Linked DNA regions of Homo sapiens: region 2 is linked to region 1. Evidence: chromatin contacts called from ENCODE Hi-C or POLR2A ChIA-PET data. All regions are on one chromosome and are shown on one strand. Each heading gives the region's core, a stretch centred on a gene start or an enhancer-like site at or near the end of the contact. The rest is flanking DNA. Distances are from core to core; before and after follow the strand shown. Region 1 has its middle 160 kb from the start of LINC01833. Region 2 overlaps CAMKMT (calmodulin-lysine N-methyltransferase).

The links. A loop is a pair of places that touch in the nucleus more often than their neighbours do. ChIA-PET counts read pairs that join two places held with the same protein, here RNA polymerase II (POLR2A). Pooled maps may share reads with other maps.
Region 2: a pooled map shows a loop between it and region 1 (2.0-fold over the local background). The contact joins two enhancer-like sites. A Hi-C loop is called at or near these places in 5 of 37 single-sample maps with no recorded cell type and 4 of 50 pooled maps. POLR2A ChIA-PET finds 5 or more read pairs at or near these places in 2 of 52 experiments (OCI-LY7 and RWPE1).

The regions. Positions count from the first base shown.
Region 1 is chr2:44,776,738-44,780,068 of GRCh38, forward strand. No RefSeq gene overlaps it. Among named protein-coding and RNA genes, the nearest start is that of LINC01833, 160 kb to the right of the region's middle. Within about 2 kb of position 1,579, at least 3 of the 41 ENCODE cell types and tissues checked have a DNase peak (open chromatin) inside an H3K27ac peak, as active enhancers do.
Region 2 is chr2:44,551,836-44,555,166 of GRCh38, forward strand. The region is part of intron 3 of CAMKMT (calmodulin-lysine N-methyltransferase); the gene reads left to right. Among named protein-coding and RNA genes, the nearest start is that of CAMKMT, 190 kb to the left of the region's middle. RefSeq lists a silencer at 1,655-1,949. Within about 2 kb of position 1,801, at least 2 of the 41 ENCODE cell types and tissues checked have a DNase peak (open chromatin) inside an H3K27ac peak, as active enhancers do.

The DNA of each region.
Region 1 (3,331 bases), core at 329-2,828:
AAATTGTGTGTGTGTGTGTGTGTGTGTGTGTGTGTGCTTAAAATAAAATCCAATGGTAAAGCATATTTGCATTAAAATATTACGCTAACCAAGGCTGGTAAGAACTGTAAATTATTGGAGTGGCGTAATAGAGCATGAGATTTTTTTTTTTAAGACAGGCCTTCGGGGTAATAGCAAGGGTTGAGGCTCACGACAGTGCCAAATAAGCTTTAGACAGCATAATAGTCTGCAAAGAAAGCCACAGAGCACTAATGTGAAGGAAGAGCTGTCCACCACATGCAGCAAAAATCACCAAAGGTCATTTTATGGTAGCAATTGTGACATAAAATTGGTGGTCATGCTACATGTCTAATACTCAGCACAGCTTTATAAATGATGGGCCCCTAGCGATGGCTGTCATTAAGTGCTTTCATCATAATAAACTTTAAACTGTTGGCTTTATGAATCGCCAGCTAGCTTCAGCTGTTCGTTGGATGGAGCTTGCAGTGCCTTAAGTGTGACAAGACCTATTAGGAATTGCAACCATGTTTCAAGCGTACTTGGCTTCCCCACTCCTGGGGTGATTGCTGCCTATTAAACGGCGTCTGGGAAGATTTTCCTCCAGCAATCTCTGATCAAGAGCTTTTTTGGGCTTTGACCTGCATTTCCTTCAAGACTTTCTCTGAGGAGTTTTATAAGAGCAAAACTCCAGAGCATTTATAGCCACTTCTGATTAATACCTTTCCAGTTTTTCTAGCAACTCTCCCACTGCTGCATAGAGAAAAGCTTTCATTGTTCCTGAGGTGCTTATTTGTGACCTTTTTTCTGCTTCCTGATTCCCTCTAACGTGTTCTCTCAGTGAAATCCTCGGGGTGGAACCCAGACAGTTGGTGAAGTTGTTACAGCTGGAGAGACAGAGAAGGAAAGAGAGAGGCTGTTATATTTTTAAAGGATTACATGCAGAGCAGCCTGGCCCCGCCCATTTAAATACTAATGTGACGTCACCTGCCGCCCGCTGTACCAAACGCATCCTTAATGAGCCCTCGGTGTAAATTGAGCCGACACATAAAGATTTCATGATTCAAATTACACTTTCATTAACCTTTAGCATGGGAAGTCTTTTAGTTTCTATAAATCTTACAGTGGCTTACCGTCTGTCCTACTGATGTGAATAATAGATGTTCGGAGAATCACTCTTTAAAAACCAGTGTTATTTAATTTACAAGGGCTAAATACATATTTCAGACTCACTTAGCAAGAACTTTATTTACTTCTTGTTGCTTGTTCTGACTTTGAGGCCACCCCTCATCCTCCCACCCCGTTTTCTTCTGCTTGACTCAGATGTTTTGGAGATGGTAAAAGCTTTCAATGTCTAAGTCCCTGTCTTAATACTCTTATTTGTCTTTCTTTTAGGCTAAGTAGTGTCCTAAAGATAGTTCAGGGAATGTCTCAGGTGTGGACCATTACACAATTAAATTAGCAAACCTCAGAGGGCTTGGATTAGAACCCGGCAGGGAACACTTGGGGATTCGAGGGCAGAGCCAAGCTTTCTGAATGGCAGTGGCTCTCCCAGGAACAGCAAGGGTTGGCCCGCTTGGTAGTCTCAGTCACAGACTTGTCTTACCAGATAAAGTATTGCAGGCACTCTTTTTTTCTCCTGGGAGTGAACAGGAAATACATTAGTGAATGTGTCAAGCCGAAGGGAAAACAGGAGTTGGAGGGCTCGTGGCTTTTCACATACAAAGGCATCCGCCATCCCACCACGGGAGCCGGCCAAGGGTGGACAAGTGCATTTTGAGGCTGCTGCCCAGGTGCAAGGGGAGGGGGCGGGGCGGGCCGCAGAATGCCCCCGAACAAAGGCGCCTCCAGGGGCCTGTGCAGAGGTCACCTGCTGCCTCCAGGGCAGATTAAGGAGGACTGCAGAGGGCATTTGGAGGAAATGGTGCTGTGCTTCTTTGGGAAATCAATTCGTCCCACCCTTAATAGGGCATTTTGCCCTCCCTCTTTGGGAGTCCCAGGCGAACATGCTTCCAGGTCTCTCAAAATCAGTTATAACAGACCCACGTTTGAAGAGGCGGCACCTTTCCCTGCCTGCGTTCCTTCAATAGCCTGTGCCCCCTGAGAATCTCTTTCTGCTCTCTGCAACATCTCACTTCCCTTTTCTCTCTTCTTTGGGCTCCCCCGCCCCTCTCTACCGAGGCCTCTTTCATAATTAGGCTGAAAGTGGAACTTTCCCCCACTCCCTTACTTTGAGATTTCTTTTTTCCCAGTGACCTGGGCTGCACTTTGCCCCCACTCCCTGCCTGCCAATCTCTTCAGGGTTAGGGCCTCTCTCTTTCCATTCTTGCCGCTCCCCCTCCTTGAGAGCTCCGGGAGGCCCAGCCTCCCTGAATCCGATCGGCTTCCAACACAGCAGCCCCCCTGTGGAGGAAGGAAGAGGCCTCCTCAGAATGAATGGCTGGTAAGGAGGTTTTTAATTTGTCTGGAGCTACAAGAAAAAGGCCTCAGAGCAGCGTTCCCTCCCTCACCTCTGCCGCCCACGCTGGGCCACTCTGCCTTCCCGGTGGGCACCGAGGCCGCACCATCCCAGGCCAGGTCCATGGTGAAAGCTGGGCGGTGGGATCTGAAAATGTTGGCTTGTTGTCTGGGCATCACCTGTGCAATCTAGAATAAGGACTCGGCTTTGTATATGAAATTCTACTTTTTGATGGTTTGCAGCCTACCAATGTGAGAAAGGTAGAAGCTGAACACGATGTGACTGTCAGACTAGGTCGGAAAGTGAGCTCAGGCCATCACTGTCTTGATCTGCAGTCTGCCTTCTGATGGCCGAGCTCTCCTTGAGCTTCAGGGAATGTCACCATGCTGTTCCCAACCCAGAAGGCAGTACATTTAAAAGCTTTGCCCACCTGACCTATGGTTCCACCTCCAGGTACATTAGCCTTCATTTTCCTCCACAGGCTTTATTTTTAGGAGCAGAGGCCACATCCCTGATCCAGCCTACATTTTGAGTGGATCTCTCACTGTCCCTCTGTCTCTCTCTCAAGCAGCATCTCATGATGCCAAGCGAGAGCAAGTATGAAGCAGCTTGGAGGAGAATGAAGCCGCTCACAGCTTCTGAGTGTCCAGAGATCTTTCCTCTCTCCAGGGATACTCCTGGTTGGCCCACCTTCTGCCCCATAAGATGAGAACCTCGGCTCTGGGCTGGGTGACAGAGGTTTTGAGTCTCCAGCTTGCATTTCTGCCAGCTGTTAGTGGTTTTCCCTCACCTCACAGCCAGGTGCTGCTTCTGGGTCCTCTCACACACACCCTCACCCCCAAGAGACTAGATAAACCATCAGTGGTTACAATAATC
Region 2 (3,331 bases), core at 551-3,050, 220 kb before region 1:
CTCATTTTACAGAAGAGAAAACTGAGTCCTATATATGACATACCTTGTATACCTATGGAGAGCTTTCCTTTGTTGGCAATATTATACCAGAAACAGTTTAGCTTACTCAGGGCGAAGTGTAATATGGGTTTCTAACATATAGATTTTTTTTTAGTTTTCATTTTTTAATAGATTTAGAGGGGGACAAGTGCAGTTTTGTTACATGGACATATTGTGTAGTAGTGAAATCTGGGCGTTGAATGTAAGCATCACTTGAATAGTGTACATTGTTTTACCCATTAGGTGATTTCTCATCTCTCATCCTCCCCTCCGAGTCTCCAGTGTCTATTATTCCACTCTATGCCCATAGGTATGCATTATTTAGCTCCCGTTTGTGAGTGAGAACACTAACCTACAGTTTGAATGTATGTTCACAGTGATACACAATGATATTTCGATTGTACTCATTATTACTTTTGAGTCTTTTAAATAAAATTCAGAAGAGAATTTTATTTAAAAGACTGTGGCTTTCTCATTAACAAGACAGGCAAACTGAACCAATTCATTTACCTATCTAGTGCTTGACATGGAGGATTTAAGAAATCCTAGAAAAGATTTCTAAAATGGAAGATTTTACTTGGTGATCTTTACAGTCAATAACAACTCCAAAATCCTGGAATCTTATGCAGATAGAGTCCTTTCATACAAAATACTGTGGCAGTGCTCAGAATCTGGTGTGAGGTCTGAGGCAACCACTCACCTCCATATTTTCCATTTATTGAGCACTTACGTTTCAGGAACCATGCTAAGCGATTTACATACATCATCTCATTTAATTCTTACAACTGTTCTGCTAATATTATTTCCATTTTACATATGAGGAAACTGAGATACAGAGAGGCTTAAGTAATTTGTCCAAAGTCATATGGTATGTGATGGTAGAGCTGAGATGTGAAAACCAGCCTGTTTGACCATCAAGCTAGCCTCTTACCATTGGGCTATTTACTTTATTTATTTATTCAGCCTTAGGGACAGGATAAGTTTATGTCATTTAGTCAGGACCCTTTCCCCTGATAATCTTTGGACAAATCAGCAATAATTTTAAAAGAAAGAGACAAATATTTTAGAGGAAGGGAATAGGATAATTGGAAAGAAACTAAGAGGGTGCTGTGAAAGTATACATAAGGCGAAAGGAGGCTTAGCCAAAGAGTTCAAAGTCAGAATGCTCCCTTGTCACAGAAATTAAGTACTAGATGTGTGCTATGATTTAAATTTTCATGGCACATTAAAGTCTTTTGTTGAAAAACCTGTAACATCTTCAGCAAGTAGTAGACACTATTTAAGTACCTGTAATTGACCAATACGATACTATACTACTGGTGTTCTGTTCACTGTTGACCCAGAAGGCCACATGTGTAGATAGCATATGAACCGTCTTCATTTTATACTCTGTTCTCTCATACAAGTGCTCTAAAGTGACTTTTAATCTCTGTTATATATAGTTTTATCCATTAAGAGGATATGACATCTTTTCATTCAGAGTGAGACACTTTTTTTTTTTTTTTTGGGACAGTCTCGCTCTGTCACCCAGGCTGGAGTGCAGTAGCGCAATCTTGGCTTACTGTAACCTCCACCTCCTGGGTTCAGGTGATTCTTGTGTCTAAGACTCCTGAGTAGCTGCGACTATAGGCATGGGCCACCACACCCCACTAATTTTTGTGCTTTTAATAGAGATGGGGTTTTGCCATATTGGCCAGGCTGATCTCGAATTCCTGGCCTCAAGCCATCTACCCAACTCAGCTTCCCAAAGTGCTAGAATTACAGTTGTGAGACACCGTACTTGGCCACGTTTTTGTTGTTGTTGTTAGAAATGTGCTCTGAGACTGGCATTTCCTCTCTGTGACTAATCAGCATTAGATGGGAAGATAGTCAACTGTTGCATTCTTTTTCTATTCTAATTATTGTCATGGCTCTGGTAGTATTTCTAACTATAATTTTACACTAAAATAAAAAGAATAATTTATCAAATGAAGCTATTTTAGTGAATTTAAAATGTATGACATCCCTCTCATAAGGTAGCTTTGCTTGGTTACTTTTATTGTTTTGTTGAGTATTCTGATTCTATAAAACATAACATTTAAAAAAGAGGTTGTAGGCATTAATATAATATTAAGTGACTTGCAAATAAAGAAGTATGGAGACTCTTAGGAGGTGGGTGCCTATTTATCTCTTTAAAGAACACAGTTTTAGAAATGTTTGCTTTATCCATTATGACCTTTTGCTAACTCATTCATTCATTCAGTAGACATTTAGTGTCTGTATGTTCAGTCGGAGTTCCTGGGGTAAGAATTAGACATTCAAAGACAACTAAGATAGAGTTTATACCTTTGAGAAGCTGACTGTTTTGTGAGGGAGATAGACAAGGGAGGAGGAAAATCCAGTAGTTAGTTAAACATTATGATAGAGGTATGCACTGGATGGTGTGTGAGCACAGAAATCTTCCTAGTAACCCAGATTGCCTAGGTTCAAATCCTGGCTTTGCCACTTGTTGACTATGGGTCTTGGACAAGTTACTTGACCTTTCTGTGCCTCATTTTTCATACAGCCCTTAGAACAGTACTTGATACACAATAAATATTCGCCGGGCACAGTGGCTCATGCCTGTAATCCTGACAGTTCAGGAGGCCAAGACAGAAGGATTGTGTGAAACCTGGAGTTCAAGACCAGCCTGGGCAGCATAGTGAGACCCTGTTCCTACAAAAATTTAAAAAATTACTTGAGCATAGTAGTACATGCCTATAGTCCCAGTTACTTGGGAGTCTGAGGTGGGAGGATCACTTGAGCCCAGGAAGTCAAGATCAGCCTTGGCAACATAGTTAGACCTTGTCTCTATAAAATAAAAAATAAAAAAATTACCCAGGTGTGGTGGCATATGTCTGTAGGCCCAGCTATTTGGGAGGCTGAGGTGGGAGAATCGCTTGAGCCCAGGAGGTCAAGGCTGCAGTGAACCATGATCATACCCTGCACTCCGGCCCGAGTGACAGAGTGAGACTGTCCTCAAAATAAAATGAAATGAAAACACAATAAATACTGCATTAGGATCTGTTAAATAAGATATTTAAAGCAGAATGGATGAATAGGAATTAACCAGATGAAGGGCGTTCTGGTTGGGGTGGGAGTAGGGAAGATAGGATGGTTTTGAGGAAACTGCATATATGGAAGGCCTTGGCAAGAGGGATCTCGGAACTGTTGAAAAGGGTGGAAAGGGGGCAGCAGCAAAAGAATAAACTGGAGAAGTAAGCAGAAACCATATTACACAGTCGTGTCTGAAAACATGGCAATAATTTACATT